5 separate regions of the Homo sapiens genome follow, and all the other regions are linked to region 2. The links are chromatin contacts, found by Hi-C or POLR2A ChIA-PET in ENCODE. All regions are on one chromosome and are shown on one strand. Each heading gives the region's core, a stretch centred on a gene start or an enhancer-like site at or near the end of the contact. The rest is flanking DNA. Distances are from core to core; before and after follow the strand shown.

Region 1 (4,814 bases), core at 1,532-4,031, 1.2 Mb after region 2:
CCTCCTGAGCAGCTGGGATTATAGGCACCTGCCACCACGCCCAGCTGATTTTTGTATTTTTATTAGAGACAGGGTTTCACCATGATGGACAGGATGGCCTCGAACTCTTGATCTTAAGTGATCCGCCCGCCTCGGCCGCCCAAAGTGCTGGGATTACAGGCGTGAGCCATTGTGCCTGGCCGGGAAAAATACATTTTTGATATCGAATATCTCAGTCCCTTTTATAACTCTGTAAGCCCCGGGGAGTCTGAAATGCACAAGCAAAAATCTCTGGCTGATTTCAGTCAGCCATTTGGGGGCTTATTTGCTTTGTTTTCTAATTGCTTCTCAACATTTAGTTTGAGAGGATAGAAATTAGGCCATTTTTTTCATCTGTTATAGGACTGGCCACACAGTAGTGCTTCAGAAACTAGTTGCTCATTTATTGCTTGGTCCATTCTCTTGATTTTCTTTTGCCTGGGAGGAAACACTGCACTGACCTTTCAACCAAATATTTGGGTGCTGCAATTTTTTTTTTTTTTTTTTTGAGACGGAGTCTCGCTCTATTGCCCAGGCTGGAGTGCAGTGGCGCGATCTTGGCTCACCACAACCTCTGCCTGCTGGGTTCAAGCAATTCTCCTGCCTCAGCCTCCCGAGTAGCTGGGACTACAGGTATGTGCCACTATGCCCGACTAAGTTTTTGTATTTTTAGTAGAGACGGGGTTTCACCATGCTGGCCAGGCTGGTCTTGAACTCCTGACCTTGTGATCCACCCGACTCAGCCTCCCAAAGTGCTGGGATTACAGGCTTGAGCCACCACGCCCAGCCGCAGGCTGTTGCAATAATTTTTTTTTTTTTTTTTTTTTTTTTTTTGCGACGGAGTCTCGCTCTGTCACCCAGGCTGGAGTGCAGTGGCGCGATCTCAGCTCACTGCAAACTCCGCCTCCCAAGTTCAAGCAATTCTCCTGCCTCAGCCTCCTGAGTAGCTGGGATTGCAGGCGCCCGCCACCACGCCCAGCTAATTTTTGTATTTTTAGTAGAGACAGGGTTTCACCATGTTGGTCAGGCTGGTCTTGAACCCCTGACCTCGTGATCCACCGACCTCGGCCTCCCAAAGTGCTGGGATTACAGGCATGAGCTATCACGCCCAGCTGCAATATTTTAAATATATTTTAGTATAAAGTGAAGGGCCTCTGACGTCCATCTAGTAAGAATCGGGCCACATATTCATAGACTGACAGTTTCAATCTTTGCAGACTTTGTCCTTTGAAGTTTGCTTTGCTTTCTCTTTTCACACTTTGGTAGCATCTTTCAGTTCTCTGCTGCTCCAGAGAGGAACATTATGGCCTCTTGATTGGATGGATAAAGGGTCCAGCCCTGACCCATTGGCTGCTAGAAGGGCCAGGGGCAAAAAGATGACCCCATTAACCACCTTTTCCACCTGTACTTCAGTCTTACTTGCAAATTGTTTTTTCTCATGTCTTTTCATCATAGTCTATACAATCATCTTGTCAACAAGTTATCGTAAAAATTGTTGAAAAGGATCTATTAATTCTCAGCCCAGAGGCTGTCCTTTGGATTTCTTTGTGACTATTGCTTTGGTCTTACATGTGGCTGATATCAGCTTGTTTTGAAAATCCAAACACTAGTCCACATTTTCACCTAGTAAAGTCATTGATGCCTTCTTTGTGGCCAGTTATAAGGAGCTTTTTCATCTAATTCATGATGACCCAGGAACCTTACCTCCATGACAAAAATGTTCCTGGAACTCAGCTTCCCAACGTCATCTCTACTTCAGTTCTTTAGGTTGCCAGATGTTGAAGATAAATCACTTTAACTGTGGTTGCATAGAATTGGTTGGGAATCACATGAGTTTCTTCATGTAAAAACTACCAAGACCTCTGCTTTGGGTCTAGATCCTGGTTTATGCTGCCTTCTTCAAAACTAAGGGGAGATGCTGGGACTTGCTGTTAGCTCCATTTTTTTTTTTAATTGCATGATTCTCTGACTTTGCTGAGGAGTTGTAGATCCAAGTTCAAACATACATTGGCAACTACACCCAAATGCAGCCAAGATACAAGGGTCTACATGTGATACAGGGTCTAATTAGCCATGTGACTTTGGACAGGTCATTCTCTCTGGCTTTGATTTTCTCATTTGTAAAATGATGTATTAAATTGGGGCAAAAGTAATTGCAGTTTTTGCCATTAAAAGTAATGAATTCGGTTCTTCCTAATAATTGAATTAGGTTCTTTCCAGGCCCTTTTCTGGTTCTTTCCATTTCTAAAGGTCTATGATGAATAGGCCAACCATGTCATCATGGGTTCCAGCGCAGCACCCTAGAGCCCCACACCTCATTCCTGGCAGGCACGCACATCTCCAAATAGGGCTCCTTAGTTTTTAAAGAAGGGAAAACGGATAAGGAGAACTGAAACCCACATACTTTCAGTTCTGACTTTGTGAGTTTTGAATTTAAATGCTTTCTCATATGAAACAGTGAGTGGGCAGAAGCATTCTACAAGAAGAGAGCCCTGAAGTTAGATGAGCAATGAGCAATCCCTTTCTGTTGGTGATTCTCTTTTGAAACAAAACGCATCACTGCTCAAAGCTCAACTGCCAAAAAAAAGAAAGAAAGAAAGAGGGAGAGAGAGAGAGAGAGAGAAAGAAAGAAAGAAAGAAAGAAAAGAAAGAAAGAGAGAGAAAGAAAAGCTAAGAGTAAGGAGAAAAAAGAAAAAGAGAGAGAGAACCCACCACCCTGTGCGAACAGCACAGCTGAACAAAGGGAAATAGAAGGTAGTGGCATGTGAATCCACGTGGCCCTTTGCCAACCCACTTGCCTCTCACGCTGCCACACTTGCATATATCAGGGTAATTTCTGGGATGGAGGTTTTTACTGAGCACTTGTTGGCAGAGAGATTTTCTCCCAGTCTCATGACGTTCACAAAAAGCTAGTACTGAGAGGAAAAAACTGCTGGGACTTACATGTAATAGCATCTTCCAAGCAGCTCTATAAGATGACTAACATTTCAGCTGGACACGAGACAAAACTTGGCACCAGAAATGGTGGATGATGGTGCACCACCACTGCTTCATGCAGCCCACTATCGAGGCAAGGGGGTCTGAGCACATTGCCTGCAAATAATATGTTTGCAACTTTTCAATTCATTTGAGTCCTGACTTAAAAAAAAGCGTGCCAGGCAAATGATCATCTGCATGACTTTTCAGAAGGTTTTGCCCTGCTAGCCCTTAAATGATATGTGAAAACAAATCAGGGAGTTGGGGCCATCTGAAATGTAGCTTGAGAGGGTAAGAGAAGATGGAGAGACATGCTAAGGGTTTAAATAGGAGGAACCAATGAGGAAAAGCACATGACACTATTATAGTGGAATTTTGCCTTTTTTTGGCCATTCCTGTATTTCCATAGTTGTAACCATTTGTTACAAGCTATTCCTCTGATTTTTTTTTTTTTTGCATCTTATAAAAGTGAGGAGTCTATAAAAGACAACATTTTGTAGGCCTGCAGCCTTTGCATCTAGTTTTTGGAAATAAGTTGTTACTTATCTGCCTATGAATGCCTTCTCCCAGCTTTCCTCGAATTTTTTGAGGGATGAGGAAAAATTAGTTTCCTTTTAAAATACGGAACCCCTGGAGAACATTTGTTTCTCAGAGAATGATAAACAAGGAAAGGGGATGTGATGCATACAGCAAATTTAAAAACATTATCAGGCTGGATGCAGTGGCTCATGAAGCTTGCATTTTAGTGCAAAAAAACAAATAAATATATAATGTGGCAAGTGTATTGCTAAGCATTTTAGAGAAAAGTGAAATAGGATAAAAGGATTAGAGAAGAAATGGGAGGGTGGAGGGTCCATGCTATGTTGTAGGTCATGATTGTAAATACCATTAAGTCTAGTTTCCATTCTCCCTCTGTGCAGATGAAGAAACTGAGGCACTAAAGGAAGACATGACTGCCCAGGGTCTCCCAGCTGGCTAGGCACCCACTGGGAATGAAACCCAGCTCTCCTGACCCAAGACAAGCCCTCTTTTCTCCCATCTCGACACCCGCACTTGGAAATGGGTTGCTGCAGTAGGAATTTGAAGTCTAGCATTTTTTCCCCTTGCAATCAATTGATACTGATTTTCTTATGAGTACAAAATGAATTGTCCAACACCATTCGCATATCAGCTTGTGGCAGCAGTAATAGTCACTAACATTTAGAAAGGGGTGGCATGGAATTCACCTAGAGTTGACTCCCCACTGTGTGGTCAGTTCATGAGCATCTGCCCTGTGCTCAGCACCTTTCACACTGATGTGACAAATTCAGGATGCATCTCCAACTTTAATATGTACATGAGTCACCTGGGAATCTTGTTAAAGTGCGGATTCTGATTCAAGAGGTCTAGGTGGGACCTGAGACTCTAATAAGCTCCCAGGTGATCCTGGGGTTGCCAGTTCACAGACCACATTTTGGGTATTGAAAGTCTAGGTACCTCTGCTAGTTTGCTGAATGCAACTGAGAAAGAAACCTCAGGGTTAATGCTTGCATTTTTCTGTCTTCATTTCTCCATTGTCCTACTCTCCTCCCTTGGAAGGCTCCAGCTTAGAAAAAGAAAACATTATGAAATAGCAGTGCCAAACCTGAATTACAATGTTAGGCATGTAATTATCTGGGCAAAAGCCAGATGTCTCAGACTAGGGTTTAGTACAGCTTGCCAGGGCTGGGTAAAGTTCCTAGATTGAAGACACAGTTGAGACTACATGACATATGCAAGAGAAAAGGGGTACCTGTGCCTGAAACTCTGGGAGGTGAGAAGTGGACAAGGGTTACTGCTGC
Region 2 (4,868 bases), core at 655-3,154:
AGAACTATTTTAAAATATCCTAAAGAAAGTTTGAAATACTAAATGGAACATCAAAACTTTGAGTTCATTTATTGCTGCATAATGACAGTTTGGTGGTTTAAAATGATGATTTATTCTCCCCACCCTGTTGGTTGCCTAGGCTGAGCTAGGCAGTTCTTCTCCTCCACACTGTTGGTTGTGGCCACTCCTGGGGTTGCATTCAGCTGGGAGCTTATCTGCAGCCAGGATCTCCAAGATGGCTTCACTCAAAGACTGGTACCACAGCTGGTGTATCTGGGACTGGCTGAGCCTCTCTTTCCAGCAGAGGAGACAAACTCTCCACATGGTGATTCAGGGCTCCAAGAGGGAAAGCAGAAGCTGACAGGCCTCTTCTACCATATTGTGCTGCCAAAGCAAGTCACAAGACCACCTTATATTCAAGGGAAGGGAAAATAAACTCCAGGTCTTGATGGCAAAGGCAGACTACTTGGCAGCCATATTTGCAGGGAATATACCAAAACTTAATATAAATTCCTTTAATTTTCTCCAGGAAAATCAGATATTGAAATTTTACATATGTTATTTATTGTGCCATAGTGATAGTGAGGGTAAATAATGAAATGTCTAGTGTATTAGTCAGCAGATATTTTCTGTCAAGGGCCAGGTAGTAAATATTTTAGGCTTTGTGGGCCATAAAGTCTCTGTTGCAACCACTCAACCTCTGCCATTGTAGTGTAATAGCAGCCAGAGGTAATACATAAATGAATGGGCGTGGCTATGTTCTAATATAACTTTATTTACAAAAACAAACAAAAAAACAACAGAAAAACAGGTGGCAGGCAGGATTTGTCCTGTGGATTTTATTTTTCTGACCTCTGGTCTAAATAAATAGTGTTTTTCCTGCATTCTAAATAGATTTAAAATGAATTATGAGGCCAGGAGCAGTGGCTGATACCTGTAATCCCAACACTTTGGGAGGCCAAGGTAGGTGGATCGCCTGGGCAACATGGAGAGACCCTGTCTCTACAAAAAAAAATCCAAAAATTAGCCAGTTATGGTGATGCACGCCTGTGGTCCCAGCTGCTTGGAAGGCTGAGGTGGGAGGATTGCTTGAGCCTGGGAGGCAGAGGTTGCAGTGAGCTGAGATTGTGCCACTGTACTCCAGCCTGGGTGACAGAGTGAGACCCTGTCTCAAAAAATAAAAATAAAAAATAAAGTAAAATGAATTATGTAGGAATGAAATCTCTGATTCTAATAATACCCACATAAAGTATCTGAAACTAACTGAAGTTAATACAAAAATGATCACATAGTGAGCTTGTATTTGTTATTTTCGTATCATCTGCATCATCCCCTACTAATAGCATCAAGCACCATGTATTGAATCTGTTTATTACTTGAGGGTACACATGGAGGCACAACATTTTTCCTTACTTAATTACCATTGCTTTTTAGATTCCATAAAATCATTTAATGTCCTGGGAAAAAGGATATTTGATAACGTGAAATGCTATTTGGTAAGCAAAAGACAAACAGTGGGATAGTTGCTATTTGCAGAACACATTTACTAGCTTTATGTTCCCATGACACCAAATATTTGAGTTCTTGGGTTCTGAATAATGAATCAAAAGGAAAGTTATGACTTCAAAACCCTCTTGACCACTTTTTAGTAGTTAGTACTTTTTTTAACTTCTGCACTTTTCAGCAAACTCTTAACATCTCTTATTTCATTGGTGATACTTTGGTGCTTTATGAGGTCACATTTTATTTTTTCCTTGCAAATGAGACACCAGCATAGAAATACTTCTCATCTTGCTGCCCTCTGGGCTTTGTTTTTCTCTAATGTTGAATGACAGATACTAACAGTCTGTAAGAGCTAGTGTGAAAATGCTGCCTTTTGTGGTTGTGTCGTCATATTTTCCAGCCTGCCACCCGGGCCAGGCTGTCACCACGCACCTGCAGAGTGAAGGAGTTTCAGGCACGGTTCCAGGCCTCTGCTTCCTGAGATGGTGCAGCAGAGGTTTGGAGGGAGGTGCGTGGCCCAGTGTGCTCCCCGGGGGAAATTGTGAGAAAAACCCACGTCTCTCTGGAGAGTTGCTTTTACAAAGTACCTATTTGGTAAGTGTGAAGGGACTTGATTAACTTCTCTTGTGTATCCTTGTCCATATAGCTCATGTGTTAAAATAGCTCTGGGCATTCAGTGTTCATTGCTTCACACAGACAACATGTGAACTGCTTTAGACTGAAAATTTATACATCACTAGAATAGCAGTTGTTGCCTGAGCTCCTCCTACTCCTGCCATAGAAGTTATCTCAGCTCCTCTGCCTGACATGAGTCTGTTGAGGCTCAGAAAGCAATACCCCAAGACTCATGCTTTGACATGCAGAGAGGCGTCAGAATCAAGGTCCCTCTTACCTTGTCTTGTCTCCCCCTGCCTCCCTCTTGTCCCCCAAGCTCTGGGAGGGACTGTCTCTGGAATTTCCTTATCTCACTAAGAAAGCATCTTTCCAAAAGAAATGTAATTGTCTTAAACCGCCTCCCTAGGGATCTCATCAAATATCTAGGAAAGATCAACCATCTATGAAGATAAAAAACTGGGAGTTAGCACCAGACCCAGACAGACTTTTCATCTATTCTTCTGAGGGCAGCTCAGAAAGATGACCTGGAAGACTCCATCTGCATAATAAGACAACCTTTCTTCCTGTGCACCTCCACCTCTCACCTTTCTTAGTGTCTGTTTCTCACCTCCACCGTCCATTTATTCTCCCTAATGGTTTACTGCCCCCGAAAATAATTGTCTAAATTCCCCGATGATATGTAATCATGTTTCTTGATCCCAAATGTCTCAAAATGGTGTCACTTATGACAAATGGCTCAGCCTACAGTGAAATTGCTGACCCCTCAGAGTGATAAGCATATGTATAGAAGATGTCACCTGCTGTGGCCAGGCACTGCTGAGACCTGACAAGCGAGTGAAGCCAAAAGGTGGCTGAGATCATGGCCATGGAGGGCCATAAAAACCACAAAGAAACTGACCACGGTCAAGATGCCAGCAGAAGCTCTGCACGTGGCAACTCTGAGGCCTCTGTTCCATCGGCAGGGGCTGTAGGAAGGTCTGCTGGGAGAAGAGCAGTGACAGTGACACCCGCTCCAACCCCGACCTAGGAAAAAATAACAGGACCTGCTGGATTGTCAGTCAGCATGCTGGCCTCCTAAGATAATCAAGCTGTGACCCTCCTCTCTCTCTTACTAGTGCCCTTGTGTGTTGAATATATTTGCATGATTGTAGGCATGTGAAAGCCTCACAATAAACCATGGATTCATCAGCATTTAATTGGCCACCTACTCAGTGTGAAGCCTCCTGGCCTCAGTTAGCACAACGAGGCTGATTTGAACCTGATAGGAGAGCCATCTCTCCGTCCCCTATGAAAAAGAGCATATGGGCTTCTGCGCTGCTGTCGGTCAGAGGGTAATCATTCTCCTGTGGTTCCCCCATGCTATGCGCGTTACAGTAAACTATTGCATGCCTTTTCCTTTATTAATTTGCCTTTTGTCAGCTGATTTTCAGTGAACCTTTAGAGGGCGAAGGGGAAGTTTTCTCTGTACCCCTATAAGTCTCTCCAGGAAATGGCTCAAAAATAAAATAAAAAGGAATAGAATCTATTCCTAACCCTTCTAAATGGATGTTTCCTTTGTATTAACCTTTCATTTTGTGATGTGTTCCTCCACTCCTGAGCACTCAGCCTGAGCACTGGCTCCTCCCCTCTGACTTGATAGGACCAGGCTTCTAGAACCCAGCCTGGAGCCTACATATCTGAGAGGGGCAATTTTTCTTTTATGCTTCTCTTAAGGAAAATCAATCCAAAGCGATGCACACAGACCTTATTCTGTTTCATCGACCAGCTAGCTGATTGGCACTGTTTTGTACATATGAAGTTACCAGGCACTGGGTTTGTTTCTCTAAGTTTCCTTTCAGAATTGTCTCCTTTGGTTCTTGTCCTAGTTCCTTTTCCACCATCTGTTGAAATATCTTCTTTACAGATACCGAAATTGAGACACTAAATATGCTTGTCTGGCTGATGGCTAATGTTGGTGATTCAGGTTTGAGAGGGCAGGCAAGGATCAACTGTGAAACAGAACACCCCTTTTCCTATATTTTCTAAAAGGCATAGAGTAGTTTGAAAATGCCAGTAATAGTTTGTTGAAGACTTAGAAATGGCGATTATTTTATTTCTGTTTCCTAGATTACTGTGTAGGTTACCAGCTAGTAAGGATCCAGGCCTTGGCAGGTGGAAAATGAACTGTTTAGGAGGTGCCGTTCACTTCTCAACCTACTTGCCTTTGTAGAAGCATCGATATGCTTTCCATGGACACTTCACAGTATGTATTTTTGAAAAATTCTTCTAAGAGACTGTTCATACTTTTATTTTTTATTTTTATTTATTATTTTTGAGACAGAGTCTCTGTCACCCAAGCTGGAGTGCAGTGGCGCCATCTCGGCTCACTGCAACCTCCGCTGCCCGGGTTCAAGCAATTCTCTGCCTCGGCCTCCTGAGTAGCTGGGATTCCAGGCACCTGCCACCATGCCCGGCTAATTTTTGTATTTTTAGTAGAGACGGGGTTTCACCATCTGGCCAGGCTGGTCTTGAACTCCTGACCTTGTGATCCACCCACCTTGGCCTCCCAAAGTGCTGGAATTACAGGTGTGAGTGACCACGCCCAGCAACTTGAAATGAATTATTTTATCTTTAAGGTCTCATTGTAAGTGATTGTCTTAAGGATACTGTTTTCCTGAGGATACTTTTCTGTTTCCCAGATTTTCTACACCTAAGTAAACCAAATCTACCACCTATTCCTGTGATGTACTGCAAAATTGGCTTGCTATCAG
Region 3 (5,172 bases), core at 216-2,715, 1.3 Mb after region 2:
GAGTAAGAGAAACCATCCTCCATTTGAGATATCGTGACCCAGCTCTGTTTCCTTTGCTCTCTGTCTGAAGTTAAAAAAAACAAAAACAAAAACAAAACAAAACAAAACAAAAATTAAAAACCCTCAATGGAGAAATATATAAATATTTACAAAGGCTTCTCTTCTATCTACAATACCTTTGTGCAAGATATATCATCTTAAAATCTTGCAATTTGATTGCAGTTGAAATTAATGGTGCAAGAGGTTTTCTTTTTTGTTTGCTTTTTTCTTCATAACGGAAGTGTAATCTCCTTGCAAAGCTTGTGAGCATGCATCCTAAATTGTGAACTTCATCTGCCATGGAAGGGAAAACCTTGACCCAATACCATTGGGATCTAAAAGTGTGATTCCTAGGATTCTGAGCATACTACACGAGATTTAAGGCCCCTTTCAGACTCTGCATTAATGCTTGTTCAGTAGTGATAAATAACATTGATTGGTATTGAGACCAGATTAATAACAGAAGGCAGCTAAAAGGTATTCCCTCTTAGCCTAATTTCCCAAAGGGCATCACTCAGCTGCATTAGTGGGGCGAGGCTCTTCCTTCTCTAAGTGGTGTCTTTAGAAGCTTGAGGGATTATTGCTCAGGGGAAAATGGCTCAATCTGCGGGATTCTTTTTCTTTTTGAGATGGAGTTTTGCTCTTGTTGCCCAGGCTGGAGTGCAATGGCACAATCTCGGCTCACCACAGCCTTCGCCTCCTGGGTTCAAGAGATTCTCCTGTCTCAGCCTCCTGAGTAGCTGGGATTACAGGTGTGCACCACCACGCCCAGCTAATTTTGTATTTTTAGTAGAGATGGGGTTTCTCCATGTTGGTTAGGCTGGTCTCGAACTCCCGACCTCAGGTGATCCACCCGCCTCAGCCTCCCAAAGTGCTGAGAGGGATTCTTAAGAGCAGCTGAGAAAGGGCCCTGCACTTCAGCTGGCTCCAGTTTGTCATCCTTTGTCTGGTATCTTCAGACAAGACATTGCAATAAGAAAAAATAAATACAGTGTGAGAAATCAAATGGTTTTTGTCAAAGTGTAAAAGGGACTGCATCTGACTAACACTGGAGTTGGACAGAAGCCATAAAGGATGTTTTGTGTGAATGTTTCCGGCTGCAAAATCTACCTGACTGTTGCACTGAAACCACAACTATCTATCACATGCTTGTGAGAAACCCCCAGGAGCTTCCTGTTTCGTGTGGGTCGTGAGAAGATTGCACAGCACAGTACAGCTTTCATTGTCTTTGAGCTAATCTTAAGCTAGGAGAAGGAAGGAGAATTCACATTTTGTATGTTTAGTTATTTGTGAAGTCTTTACACCCATAAATCGATTATGTATAAATTAGTATACAGATTCACTACCATGGAGAGGATACTGTGTACATCTGAGGATACTGTGTACATATGGTTGAGTCACTTCACCTAGGCCTTGGGGAGGAGTTGGGGCATCTCCAGGGTAAAGTAATGTGGTTTAGCACGGGGACTTCCAAGGAAGCATCAGTATGAGATAGGGGAACATGGCTGACCAACGGCAAGATGATGCCCCATGATGGAGCAGATGGGATTGGCGTGGGAGGGGTAGTTTGTGAGACCAGAAGACTTGCAATCTCTCCTGCTGAGACCAATACCAACCAAAGAATAATTAGAGAGCATGGAGGACAACATGATCTCATGTGAATCTCACATCATACCTTACAAGTTAACTCTGTGTATCGCCTAAGGAACGGCTGAAGCTTCTTTTCTTGTAAATGACAATAGACACATATCCAGTGCCATTAAGGACAGCATCTGGTCACCCAGTGGCCAATAATGTCAAAGTTCTGATCACAAGGTGAGCAGTTTCCTGAAGATAGAAGAGTACGATGGCCACAGCCATGGGTTCCAACATAGCCACTCTCTGGGGCCACCAGACACCCTCCTCACACTCCGCAGAGTTTGCTTAAATGTGCTCTGAGCTGGATGCATTTGCTAAAGGTTTGTCTCTTCCCCTTTGTTAACCCAAGAAAACAGAAGGACGTCTCAGCTAGACCCCAGCCGCTGCCACCCCATCTCTTCTCCAACTCTGCTCCGGCAGCTGGCGTTTCCTGTGTTCTCTCAGTGGGTTAAGAGAATGGTGGTGGCACATTGTCCCTTAATTAGACTGCAAGAGCAGCCATCTCCTGCTCAACTTGCCTGGGCAATCTTTTTATTCATCATACCTGAAAGTAACAGTAGTGGCTTTTTGTATGGCATATGTTATATGTAATCATGATGACCTTCTTATAAGCAGAAGAGTGGAAAAAATACAGGAGGAACTTAGAACTGACATTCTCACTTCCATCATGTGGATTAGACTATTAGCATGTTGCTGTGCCCCCATTTCATGTTATTAATTAATTAATTAGGGATCAGGTTGGGCGTGGTAGCTCACATTTGTAATCCCAACATTTTGAGAGACCAAGGCAGGAGGATCACTTGAGCCCAGGAGTTCAAGACAGCCGGGGCAACATAGCTAGATGCCACTGTTTCCATAAAAAATAAAAAATAAATTCAGGCATGGTGGTATGTGCTTGTGGTCCCAGCTACTTGGGAGGCTGAGGTGGGAGGATTGCTTGAACCTGGGAGGTCAAGGCTGTAGTGAGCTGTGATCGCACCACTGTACTCCAGCCTGGGCAACAGAGCAAGACCCCGTCACAAAACACACAAAAAAGGATCAGCAAGCTTAGGTGAAATATTATTTTCGTAAGTGAATTTTTCATTATGAAAAGTTCAATAAATTTTTCATAAAACAGTATTTTTTATAAAACAATATTTAATTTTCAAAAGCAATATTTAATAACTAAGAAATTTGAACAATATAGGAAAGCACAATGATAAAAAACAAACCCCACAAAACCCTTATGGACTTCATTCTCAGCCAAAATTGCAGTTAATATTTTGATGTATTCCCTTCCAGTATTTTTTTTTCTCTGCTTCTACATATATTGGTAAACACTGTCCCTCTTTTTACAAACCTAGATCATTCTGGATATTCAATTGCGTATCCTACCTTTTTTCATGTTATGTAGCATTTTAGCCTCATTTCCCCATTCTCTTATAACATGATTTTTTTTTTTTTTTTTTGAGACGGAGACTCGTTCTGTTACCCAGGCTGGAGTGCAGTGGCACAATCTCGGCTCACTGCAACCTCCGCCTGCCAGGTTCAAACAATTCTCCTGCCTCAGCCTCCCGAGTAGCTGGGACCACAGGCATGTGCCACCATGCCCGGCTAATTTTTTTTTTGTATTTTTAGTAGAGACAGGGTTTCACCGTGCTGGCCAGGCTGGTCTCAAACTCCTGACCTCGTGATCTGCCCACCTCGGCCTCCCAAAGTGCTGGGATTACAGGCGTGAGCCTCCGTGCCCGGTCATAACATGATTATTAATGGCTATGTTCATTTTAAGAATATGCCATATTTTTTTTTCTAATTGTTGTTGAGGGATATTTAAGAGGTATAGAATTTTTCTCCATGGTAAACAACATCGCAATGAATATATCTGTCCATAGATTTTTAGACTATATCTCTGATTACTGACCAAACATGTGATCCTTGAATTAAATTTTTCAACATCAACAGATCTAAATATTTTTATGGCTGTTGATGCATATTGTCAGCCTGACCTTGAAAATGACTACACCAATTTATAGTCACAATCAGATTGTTAAAATTTTTATTATCAGACAATCCTTGGTACCGAGGACTGATAGTGACAGTGCAGTGTCTTAAGTGACAGTGAAAAGCATAGACCAGCTTCATATACGGAATTTAAAGATCCAAGAGAAAAACTGATCAGATATTGAACTAAGGGTGCTTCCCAGGGTTGTTCTAGAAGGAAATGGCCATTTTGGCAGAGCCACTGACCTTTAACAAAGATACCAGAATGAGTTGAATGCTCATTCTGCTTGAGCATGAAAAAGACATATACTTCATCCAGAATTTCCCTTCTATCCCCCAGATCCACACTTCTCTATTCAAGTCAGGGTTTGTGACAGGGTAGCCTAACAGGGTTTGAGGTTTCCATAAGGGGAGGGCTCATACGTATGAGTTTAGTTCTTGCAAAAAGGAAAGCGTAGAAGTTGACCTTTGAGGTCATTTCGTGCACAACATGCAGTAGGCAACGAGAGGTGAACCAACCTTCGTTCTTTTCTGCTTCTGGCCAGAGCTGACTCCGTCATTGTCTGTTTTCCCACTGATTATAATAATATCCGTTGGCTTCCAAAGGGTAGTTGGGGTTGAATTCCTGTTTATCAAAGGCTTGGAAGAGAGGCCCTCTGATAGCCTGTGCAAATGACTGGTAGGAAAGTACAGCTGTGGCCTTGGCGGGCCACATTGTCTGTCTCAGATGGCTATCAAATGAAGCCTTGGGTTGCCTCTAATGTAACAAAGCTAGAGTTAACAGTCTTCATCCTTACAGAGCTCTTGGGCTGATTGTGCAAGAGATTCATGATCTGATCACAAGAGCAAAAAGAACGCCTGTGTTGCAGATAACAAAGAATTACACAAGGCCTGAAACAAACCCCAATGTTTTAAAACACTTGGTGGAAATTTAAGTTGCAAAGCATTTTATCATCTCAGGCCATCTCTTACAGGGGCCAGCTGAAGCTACCCGTACACATCGTTTTACAAGCCCTGGGCTGTCAATGGGTCTTTTAAAACCAGCTGAACTGCGTTTTGCTTTTCAGTGTGTAAGCTGGTCAGCTTACAGCAGTACAAATTGGCAGCGTGGCAAGAAAGAAAACTGAAATTCAATCCAACACTGGGATTGGAAGCTCTTGAGACTCAAATGTCACCAACACCGGGGGCTTCTCCTCTAATTATCCTGTCAAACGAGGGTTGAAAATGTCAGCACAGACTTCAGTCTCAGCTCCTCCAGCAACCAATGAGAGTGGGCTTGGGTCTGGTTTAAATGATGAAGAACAAATTTGAAAAACCCTTCAGTTGATTTCAAGACTTCCTGGGACGGCGATGTTTAAACCACAATGTTCTTCTTTTGGGGCAAAGTTAAGAGCCAATCACAGTTAAGGTTTCTCTGCATGTTCTGCCCATATTTGGCTGTAATCTTGCTTCATCCAACTAAATTTATAATATATGTGAGTGAAAAGCAAGCCTTTGGGATTTGTCTCTCTCTCT
Region 4 (4,797 bases), core at 867-3,366, 1.2 Mb after region 2:
ACTTGACAGTGGTTCCAAATAGCCAGAAAATGGCACTTTCAATTTTTCCATTCTACAAGATCTAAATAATTCTTGTCATAAAATGGGCAAATGGTCTGAGGTGCCTGACTTCCAAGCATTGTTTTACACATTGGTCTCTCCCTAGTCTCTGTGCCCAGTGCAACTTGTCCCAAATCTTCCTTCTTTCCCTCCCGCCTGTCCCCTCAGTCCCAACCCCAAGTGTTGCTGAGTCTTTCTAATCTTCCTTTTCTACAGACCCATCTGACCTCTCCCCTCCTCCCCAGGCTGCTCCTTGCCAGGCCGAGCTAGGTCCCAATTCTTCCTCAGCCTCCGCTCCTCCACCCTATAATCTTTTTATCACCTCCCCTCCTCACACCCGGTCTGGTTTACAGTTTCATTCCGTGAGTGGCCCTCCCCGACCTGCCCAGCAATTTCCTCTTAAAAAGGTGGCTGAAGCTAAAGGCATAGTCAAGGTTAATGCTCCTTTTTCTTTATCAGATGTCTCCCAAATCAGTGAGCATTTAGGCTCTTTCATCAAATATGAAAAACCCAGCCCAGTTCATGGCTCGTTCGGCAACAACCCTGAGACGCTTTACAGCCCTAGACCCTAAAAGGTCAAAAGGCCGTCTTATTCTCAATATACATGTTATTACCCAATCCGCTCCTGACATTAAATAAAACTCCAAAAATTAAATTCCGGCCCTCAAACCCCACAACAGGACTTAATTAACCTCGCCTTCAAGGTGTACAATAATAGAGACAGCCAAGTAGCAACATATTTCTGAGTTGCAATTCCTTGCCTCCACTGTGAGACAAACCCCAGCCACATCTCCAGCACACAAGAACTTCCAAACGACTAAACCGCAGTAGCCAGGCATTCCTCCAGAACCGCCTCCCCCAGGAGCTTGCTACAAGTGCCAGAAATCTGGCCACCAGGCCAAGGAATGCCCGCAACCCAGGATTCCTCCTAAGCCGTGTCCCATCTGTGCGGGACCCCACTGGAAATTGGATGGAAATCGGACTGTTCAACTCACCTGGCAGCCACTCCCAGAGACCCTGGAACTCTGGCCCAAGGCTCTCTGACTGACTCCTTCCCAGATCTTCTCGGCTTAGCGGCTGAAGACTGACGCTGCCTGATTGCCTCAGAAGCCCTGTAGACCATCACAGATGCCAAGCTTTAGGTAACTCTCACAGTGGAGGGTAAGTCCGTCCCCTTCTTAATCAATACGGAGGCTACCCACTCCACATTACCTTATTTTCAAGGGCCTGTTTCCCTTGCCTCCATAACTGTTGTGGGTATTGACGGCCAGGCTTCTAAACCTCTTAAAACTCCCCAACTCTGGTGCCAACTTAGACAATACTCTTTTAAGCACTCCTTTTTAGTTATCCCCACCTGCCCAGTTCCCTTATTAGGCCGAGACACTTTAACTAAATTATCTGCTTCCCTGACTATTCCTGGGCTACAGCCACACCTCATTGCCACCTTTTCCCCTAGCTCAAAGCCTCCTTCACATCCTCCCCTTGTATCTCCCCACCTTAACCCACAAGTATAAGACACCTCTACTCCCTCCTTAGCGACCGATCATGCACCCCTTACCATCCCATTAAAACCTCATCACTCTTACCCCGCTCAATGCCAATATCCCATCCCACAGCATGCTTTGAAAGGACTAAAGCCTGTTATCACTCGCCTGCTACAGCATGGCCTTTTAAAGCCTATAAACGCTCCTTACCATTCCCCCATTTTACCTGTCCTAAAACCAGACAAGGCTTACAGGTTAGTTCAGAATCTGCGCCTTATCAACCAAATTGTTTTGCCTATCCACCCCGTGGTGCCAAACCTATATACTCTCCTCAATGCCTCCCTCTACAACCCATTATTCTGTTCTGGATCTCAAACGTGCTTTCTTTACTATTCCTTTGTACCCTTCATCCCAGCCTCTCTTCGCTTTCGCTTAGACTGACCCTGACACCCATTAGGCTCAGGAAATTACCTGGGCTGTACTGCCGCAAGGCTTCACAGGCAGCCCCCATTACTTCAGTCAAGCCCAAATTTCATCCTCGTCTGTTACCTATCTTGGCATAATTTTCATAAAAACACACGTGCTCTCCCTGCTGATCGTGTCCGATTAATCTCCCAAACCTCAATCCCTTACAAAACAACAACTCCTTTCCTTCCTAGGCATGGTTAGTGTGGTCAGAATTCTTACACAAGAGCCAGGACCGCACCCTGTAGCCTTTCTGTCCAGACAACTTGACCTTACTGTTTTAGCCTAGCCCTCATGTCTGTGGGCAGCGGCTGCCGCTGCTTTAATACTTTTAGAGGTCCTAAAAATCAAACTATGCTCAACTCACTCTCTACATTTCTCATAACTTCCAAAATCTATTTTCTTCCTCATACCTGATGCATATACTTTCTGCTCCCCGGCTCCTTCAGCTGTACTCACTCTTTGTTAAGTCCCACAATTACCATTGTTCCTGGCCCAGACTTCAATCCGGCCTCCCACATTATTCCTGATACCACACCTGACCCCCATGACTGTATCTCTCTGATCCACCTGACATTCACCCCATTTCCCCATATTTCCTTCTTTCCTGTTCCTCCCCCGATCACGCTTGATTTATTGATGGCAGTTCCACCAGGCCTAATCGCCACACACCAGCAAAGGCAGGCTATGCTATAGTACAAGCCACTAGCCTGCCTCTTAGAATCTCTCCTCATTTTCTTTCCATTGTGGAAATCTATCATCAAGGAAATAACTTCTCAGTGTTCCGTCTGCTATTCTACTACTCCTCAGGGATTATTCAGGCCCCCTCCCTTCCCTACACATTAAGCTCGAGGATTTGCCCCCACCCAGGACTGGCAAATTAGCTTTACTCAACATGCCCCGAGTCAGATAACTAAAATACCTCTTAGTCTAGGTAGACACTTTCACTGGATAGGTACAGGCCTTTCCTACAGGGTCTGAGAAGGCCACCGCAGTCATTTCTTCCCTTCTGTCAGACATAATTCCTCAGTTTAGCCTTCCCACCTCTATACAGTCTGATAACAGACCAGCCTTTATTAGTCAAATCAGCCAAGCAGTTTTTCAGGCTCTTAGTATTCAAGGAAACCTTTATGTCCCTTACGGTCCTCCGTCTTCAGGAAAAGTAGAACGGACTAAAGGTCTTTTAAAAACACACCTCACCAAGCTCAGCCACCAGCTTAAAAAGGACTGGACAATACTTTTACCACTTTTCCTTCTCAGAAGTCAGACCTGTGCTCAGAATGCTACAGGGTACAGCCCATTTGAGCTCCTGTATAGACGCTCCTTTTTATTAGGCCCCAGTCTCATTCCAGACACCAGACCAACTTAGACTGTGCCCCAAAAAACTTGTCATCCCTACTATCTTCTGTCTAGTCATACTCCTATTCACCGTTCTCAACTACTCATACATGCCCTGCTCTTGTTTACACTGCCGGTTTACACTGTTTCTCCAAGACATCACAGCTGATATCTCCTGGTGCTATCCCCAAACTGCCACTCTAAACTCTTGAAGTAAATAAATAATCTTTACTGGCAAGGCTATGCTGAACCTCCTTAGGCACTCTCTAATTAGATGTCCTAGGTCCTCCCAATTCTTAGTCCTTTAATACCTGTTTTCTCCTTCTCTTATTCCGTTTAGTTTTTCAATTCATACAAAACTGTATCCAGGCCATCACCAATAATTCTAAATGACAAATGTTTCTTCTAACAACCCCACAATATCACCCCTTACCACAAAAACTTCCTTCAGCTTAATCTCTCCCACTCTAGGTTCCCACGCCGCCCCTAATCCCGCTCGAAGCAGCCCTGAGAAACATCGTCCATTATCTCTCCACACCACCCCCCAAAATTTTCACCGTCCCAACACTTTACCACTATTTCGTTTTATTTTTCTTATTAATATAAGAAGACAGGAATGTCAGGCCTCTGAGCTCAAGCTAAGCCATCATATCCCCTGTGACCTGCACGTACACATCCAGATGGCCGGTTCCTGCCTTAACTGATGACATTCCACCACGAAAGAAGTGAAAATGACCTGTTCGTGCCTTAACTGATGACATTGTCTTGTGAAATTCCTTCTCCTGGCTCATCCTGGCTCAAAAGCTCCCCCACTGAGTACATTGTGACCCCCACTCCTGCCCGCCAGAGAACAGCCCCCTTTGACTGTAATTTTCCTTTATCTACCCAAATCCTATAAAACAGCCCCACCTTTATCTCCCTTGGCTGACTCTCTTTTCGGACTCAGCCCGCCTGCACCCAGGTGAAATAAACAGCCTTGTTGCTAACACAAAGCCTGTTTGGTGGTCTCTTCACACGGATGTGCATGAAACCAATGAAAAAAAGACCAAAACAACAACCAAAACAGAAACAAAGAACAACAAAAAACAGCTAAGCAAAGCAAACAATGCCACAATTTATAGGTTGGTGCAAAAGTAATTGTGCTTTTTGCCATTAAAAAGAATGCAAAACCGCAATTACTTTTGCACCAACCTAATATATGATTACCAAGCGCTCTAATGGTAAGGATAAATTAAAACCAGCTGATTGTTAATTTTAACTTTAGCCAAGACAAAAGCCCAATTCAGCTACTTACCTAGGAATGGGGCTCAGGCTGAACACTGCTCTCTACCATCTTTGAAGCAGGAAAAAACTCAAACTCGCCTTCCCTGTTGGAAGTGAGCTGAAATTCCAGAAAGGAGTTACCTGCACTCTTCATCATGGAAGCAGGAAAACTTGCCTTCCTTTTTGGGAGCAAGTGAAACTCCAGAAA
Region 5 (5,302 bases), core at 2,746-5,245, 1.7 Mb before region 2:
TTGAAACTCACCCTTTGCCTCTCCTCCCTCCTATAATTCATTTTTTTCCTCATTCTTTTTTTCCTGACAGTGCATATTACTTGAGATTTTCCTGGAAAGGTTGTGATTATCTGGAATTGGATCTTCCGCCACCTTCAACAGCTTGAATCCTTGTAGGCTAGCAGCTAACCTAGAGCTGGCAGACTCAAATGGAATCTTGATCTCTTCATATTTAAGGCTCAGAAAACTCAAAAGGAGTGTTCTGTAAAATACTTCTGTTTATATTATATGTATGGTAATTAGTATGAGTATAAAATGGTCGGGCAAAATTTAGCTGGGCTCAGACTTTCCTGTGGATCAGATAAATGGAAATGAAAAAAAGTATGAGGACACAGATTTGCTGATTGTTCTTCATCTTTTATATTTATTTCTTAACTTGTCTTGGTCTACTGTAGAATGTTCCAGAAATGTCATTGGGTATAATGTCTGATTTAGCACTGACTTATTTGTGGGTTTGCTTGGAGTGTATTTTCCTTGGGCTTTGGATATATGACTGCCATAAATTTTAATTACACTAATTAGACGTAGGTGGATGCTTAAGCCCAGTTGGAGTCCTAGCCCTGTTCAGCTGCCTCTGTCATTAGTTTTTCTGGTGACATGGTTTGGCACCATCTTCCAACACGTTTTCCAGACATTAGTTTTAAGTTAGAAAATAACTTGTCTAATAAAGCTACTGACATTCAACTAGTGTCTTTACCTTGTTGAAGTGGACTTGAGTAAAATGCATACATTTAAACTGTAACTTGTGTACCCGTTTCTTTCCTTAACTGTGGGCTTTCAGATTCGTTTGGTGGCTAGAGAGGGAGTCATGCCCGATCCTCATGAGTCCATGTGCTCGTGTCTAGTTTAGGTGGAGCCTGACTTGGCACAAGGCTGGGTGGCAGGTTTTAACATGTGTGGCAATGCTAGTCAATTGGGGATATCCACATGGCTCATAGTGTAGAGAAGGCTTCTGAGGTCTAGACCCAGCAGGTGGGAAGCCAGCCTTGGTTAGTGCCGTGGACCGCGGGCACAGGAGGAGGCAGTCTCAGGAGCACCTCTGCCCTGCATCTCCCTCGGAGGATATAGGGCCACGTGTGCCTGCCACTTCCCTGTTCTCACAGCTCTTTGTGATCTCAGAGAAGCCTCTGGATTTTGTTTTTGGGCGAGTATGCCAACTATGTCCTCCACAGCATGGGGTTCAGGTTGAGTTTGCCATTCCTAGTTTCTCCCTAGAAACATATCCCTGATCTTTAACCCTACTTAAAGGGCTTAAAACATTCTACTCTTACTTTTAAAGGATGCTTTAAAAATACAGGCCACATCTGTTTCACTTAATCTGCATTCAACAGCACCTCATGACACAAAAAGTAATGCAGTCTGTTTGCCAAGCAAGCACTTGGAAATTTCGAGGCATGGAAACTGATAGGAGCCTCTGTTTTTCCACCTTGAGGATTGTTGCGCTTTGCATCCACCCAGATCATCTCTCACCAGCATCCATGCTCACAGGGCTGCCTCTCTTCCTCTCACATATTTGCAGGCGTGTTTGTTCACTGTTCAATGCACTCAGCTTTTGTCGAGTGCCCACTTGCTCTCCGCAAGGTGTTTTGAATTCATGTATGGCCAGGGGCTCTGGTGCAGGAAGGAGCACACAGAACCAGAAGACGCGGAGCATGGGGCTTCGAAGGTCTTTCCTTCAGGACGCCAGATGATGAGTGCATTTCTCCTTTGTTATTTTGCTAAAGCGGCTGACAGTGGTTAGACACAGCTGAGGAGGCGGGAGGCCGGCAGCACTTCTGGGGGTCCAGCATGCTGTTTAGCTACTGATGAGGGTGGGCAGAAGAAACAAGCAGACTCCCTCCTGCTCTGGGACAGTTTCATGTAGGAAACCAGGAGTCTGAGCCGCCGAGTATGGGCATGTTGAGGGCTGCTGGCCTTTTTGTCAGTTCTTCGGAACAGGCACGATGGGGTTATTTTCATCTCGAATCTCAGGCTAAGGGAGCTTCAGGAAAAGACTTCTGCACCATTTTTTAGGACATTGTTTCCATATCCTTTTAAGTGTAAGGGTCACTTGGTGTAATCATTTCACTACTTATTTGGCAAAAGGAGTTTATAGAATCAGTGTGAGACGTGGAGAAGGTGTGAAGACGGCGTTTTCAGTCCGCCGATGTCCTTTTTTCCTCCCCGTCTCTCTTGCAGAGTCGCCAACATCCAGCAGCAGCTGGCCCGGCTTGACAATGAGTCCTGGCCAAGCACGGCCGAGGCTGACAGGGACCGGCTGCAGCTCATCAAGGAGAAGGAGGCCCTGCTGCAGGAGCTTCAGCTCATCATTGCACAGCGCCGCTCTGCGGGAGATGTGGCCCGGCTGGAGGAGGAGCGGGAGCGCCTAGAGGAGGAGCTGCGGCGTGCACGGGCCACCTCCGCACAGGGCGCCACGGAGAGGTGGGTCAGCGGGGACACGACCTCCAGCGGAAAGCCTGCTGGAAAAACTCCACGGGGTGGCTTGTGTGTGGCTGGAGGGTGTTCCTGATGATCACTCAGAGCCTCTCCTGCCTGGATGTTCCCTGGCCTAGGAGGGGCATGCGGTGGGGGGCACTGCCTTCTGCTCCCTGGGTCTCTGGAGCCTCTGCTCCGAAGCAGGAGGTGATTGACAAGGGGGAAGGAGTGAGGGAAGATGGGTGACCTCCATCTCCGCCCACGCCCCACCCTTCCTGAAGTTGGTGCTTGGTGCTTCCACCTGCCTTTGTGGGACAGTGCCCTGAGCAGGCTGTGGTCCCGCTCCGGCCCGGGCAGCTCTGTTGCATGGGGGAAGAATTCCCTGTTCCTGACGTGGTGAGCATGGTGGGTATCCACCTACTGCTTTCCTCTCCAACTTTGATTTCTAGCCAGGAGAGCCTGCTCTTCTCTGGCATTGGGAAGCTGGCCACCTGTCGTGCGTCTGTCCTGAGGCTCCTTCACCACGCAGGACATGCAAAGCCAGCATAGTGGCTTTGGTATTCGGTGGCACTGAGTCGTTCAGCCTTTCCTCGTGTGCCGTGTGTCCTGGTTTCCATTTGCTGTGTGAGACTGCAGATTGTGTCAAAGGCTGGGCCTGCCTTCCACACTTAACAGCAGTTTCTCTGTGGCTATCAGCTGGGCTTTTGGAGAGCAGCCCCTCCCCCACGTGTTAAAGTCTTGCCCCCTTGAGCTCACATGAGCAGCTCTACAGAGACTCTAATAGATGCTTGGATGATTCGATCTGTTCAGATGCTCTTACTCCTACTGTTTCACGATGGTTGTATTGTTGGGCGTCCTTTATGCTTGATGTTCATGGGTCATCTTCATAGGAGACAAGTCTGTGGCTTGGCACGAGGGGCTCACGGCAGCCTCAGGGAAGCGGTGGTGTTTGGAGAGTTGAGCTCAGAGTCCTAGGCAGGTGAATTTCATTTTGCCTGAGATGGTGGCATGCCCTGTCACCTCACCCGGAATCAACCGCGAGGAGAATCTGAATGTGAAAGAGCTCTTGCACGGCTGCGTTTGTTTTCAGCTAAACATTTCCTTCTGTTCCACCCCTGGTATTCTTGTATGTGTGTTCTGCGTAGGAGGGCCTGGGAGTTCCTGTTGCTTCTCTGTGAAGGGGGGAGGACTTGGCCCCACAAATGTCGCCTGCATCTCAGGGCCCCACACCCACGCTCCTTTGACTGTGGCTGCTGTCACCATGTGGAAATCCAGCACACACGAGTGCTGTGGCCCCTGAGTACAAGTCTGCAGCCCTCCATGGAGCCAGTGTTAGCCCCGATGCCTGGGTTCAAGGGTGGGGACAGCAAAGCCGGACCAGCTTTGACTCCCATGGGGGTCTCTCGTGAGACCAGCCCAGGTGCTGAGTCCTGGGACTCAGAGCCCTCGACCAGGACCTAATCGCCCCAAGCGTGTTTCCTGAATCTGCTGCTAAATGACCTTGGCCGGAAAAGCACATCCACATGTGCTAAGCACTTGCACGCACATCGCATGGGGGTGGGGCTCTTGTAGCTCTGGGCTTTCTGTGCCGGTACACGCAGGGCCCATTTCTCCACTCCACCTCCCTTCATTGGAGGGGTGTTTGCAGTTTGCAAGTATGAGGCCACATGGTAGGAGGCTTCCCCCAGCACAGGCTGGCAGCATTAGGAGACCCGGCGTGGGCCAGGTGCAGAGAGAGAGTGAGGTTGGTGCCTTAAGGCTGAGCCGTGCCAGCTGTAGAGCTGGGCCCAGTCTGCCTGTCTCACCTGCAGTGTCATCAGCAGCAAATGGGAGGCGTTTGCCGGGCTGGGGGTGTCATCCGGGGGAGAAAGAGAGAGATGCGCACCTCCTTCAGGCCTCCCGCCCCGGCAGATGATACGTGCGGCGGCCTCCCAGCTGCTCAGAGCCAGCATCTCTGGAGGGAGCTGGTGCACGTCTCCTGGGCTGAGGGAGCAGGCTTGAGGTGAAGGACACATACCCTAGATAATCTCTCGGATGGCTCGTGTCAACGCTTGCAACATCCTTTGCTATTTTAGCTTGCTCATGTTAGTGTGTGGCAGGCATTTATACAAGATGCTGATGTTCAACAGAGAACCCCACGGCTCTATTACAAGATGCCTGCCATCCTGAGAAATTCTCTTTCCAAGGATGACTGCTTTTATTATAGGGGTGATTATAAAATGAAAGATCTATCAAAAAGCAAAAATTTTGTTCTGCTGAACCTGAAGTCATGTTTTCCTTTGTCATAATTTAATGACATCTTTACAATAAAGTACTTTATGTAAAGTAAATAAAGACAGTAAATTAGACTTTATATTTTCTTAATCTGTTAGCTTACTTTTCTACTCCTTTTCATAGCAGTGGTAAATATTCTTTGAAGTTCGTTTCATTTGAATTGGAGACACAAGGCTATGTGCTTTAGGAGTTGGGCCCTGGCCAGTTTTCTGCCAGGAAACTGTATCCCCTTTTCTTTTTGTTGAAAAAATAAGTACAGAAGTCAGGCAAATGTCTAAGACTCTTATTTTAGCAGTTTATGTTCCAGCCAGTTTTTTAGATGTCTCAGTTATTGCCAGCGTGGCCCCTGTTTGGTAAGGAAGTTACATTTTTAGTCATCTGCAACTTTCAGAATAACCAGCATAAAATTAGACTGCAAATGTGGGCAGTCATGGGCACTTGTGTGTGATCTTGTATCCAGATGCGCTGTCTCTTGTGCGCTCCGAAATGCACCTGTTTGTATAATGACAAATGTGTTGTATTGGATAGAAGGGGGGAATTTGATCTAAAACTTTTTTCACTACAGATAAAACAA

What was found. Hi-C counts contacts between places; a loop is a spot of excess contacts on that map. ChIA-PET counts read pairs that join two places held with the same protein, here RNA polymerase II (POLR2A). Pooled maps may share reads with other maps.
Region 1: a pooled map shows a loop between it and region 2 (7-fold over the local background). The contact joins two enhancer-like sites. A Hi-C loop is called at or near these places in 1 of 37 single-sample maps with no recorded cell type and 2 of 50 pooled maps. POLR2A ChIA-PET finds 5 or more read pairs at or near these places in 1 of 52 experiments (OCI-LY7).
Region 3: a map with no recorded cell type shows a loop between it and region 2 (33-fold over the local background). The contact joins two enhancer-like sites. A Hi-C loop is called at or near these places in 8 of 37 single-sample maps with no recorded cell type and 3 of 50 pooled maps.
Region 4: a loop to region 2 is called in a map with no recorded cell type, with 4 times the contacts of the local background. The contact joins the promoter of TLR8-AS1 here to the enhancer-like site in region 2. A Hi-C loop is called at or near these places in 2 of 37 single-sample maps with no recorded cell type and 2 of 50 pooled maps.
Region 5: a pooled map shows a loop between it and region 2 (25-fold over the local background). The contact joins two enhancer-like sites. A Hi-C loop is called at or near these places in 2 of 37 single-sample maps with no recorded cell type and 3 of 50 pooled maps. POLR2A ChIA-PET finds 5 or more read pairs at or near these places in 1 of 52 experiments (GM12878).

What each region holds. Positions count from the first base shown.
Region 1 is chrX:13,003,395-13,008,208 of GRCh38, forward strand. No RefSeq gene overlaps it. Among named protein-coding and RNA genes, the nearest start is that of TMSB4X, 31 kb to the left of the region's middle. RefSeq lists a silencer at 815-864 and enhancers at 1,315-1,374, 2,708-2,757. Within about 2 kb of position 2,782, at least 11 of the 41 ENCODE cell types and tissues checked have a DNase peak (open chromatin) inside an H3K27ac peak, as active enhancers do.
Region 2 is chrX:11,791,072-11,795,939 of GRCh38, forward strand. No RefSeq gene overlaps it. Among named protein-coding and RNA genes, the nearest start is that of MSL3, 35 kb to the left of the region's middle. Within about 2 kb of position 1,905, at least 5 of the 41 ENCODE cell types and tissues checked have a DNase peak (open chromatin) inside an H3K27ac peak, as active enhancers do.
Region 3 is chrX:13,086,271-13,091,442 of GRCh38, forward strand. All of the region lies in intron 3 of LOC105373133 (a long non-coding RNA gene), which reads left to right. Among named protein-coding and RNA genes, the nearest start is that of FAM9C, 44 kb to the left of the region's middle. RefSeq lists enhancers at 1,085-1,304, 1,375-1,534, 4,507-4,646. Within about 2 kb of position 1,466, at least 12 of the 41 ENCODE cell types and tissues checked have a DNase peak (open chromatin) inside an H3K27ac peak, as active enhancers do.
Region 4 is chrX:12,941,184-12,945,980 of GRCh38, forward strand. TLR8-AS1 (TLR8 antisense RNA 1) reads right to left here and starts at 2,117. Exons shown (of 5, transcript NR_030727.1): 1 at 1,995-2,117; 2 at 1,035-1,151.
Region 5 is chrX:10,107,561-10,112,862 of GRCh38, forward strand. WWC3 (WWC family member 3) reads left to right here. Exons shown (of 24, transcript NM_015691.5): 10 at 2,218-2,460. Among named protein-coding and RNA genes, the nearest start is that of CLCN4, 47 kb to the right of the region's middle. RefSeq lists enhancers at 1,859-2,576, 2,577-3,294, 3,229-3,408. Within about 2 kb of position 3,996, at least 15 of the 41 ENCODE cell types and tissues checked have a DNase peak (open chromatin) inside an H3K27ac peak, as active enhancers do.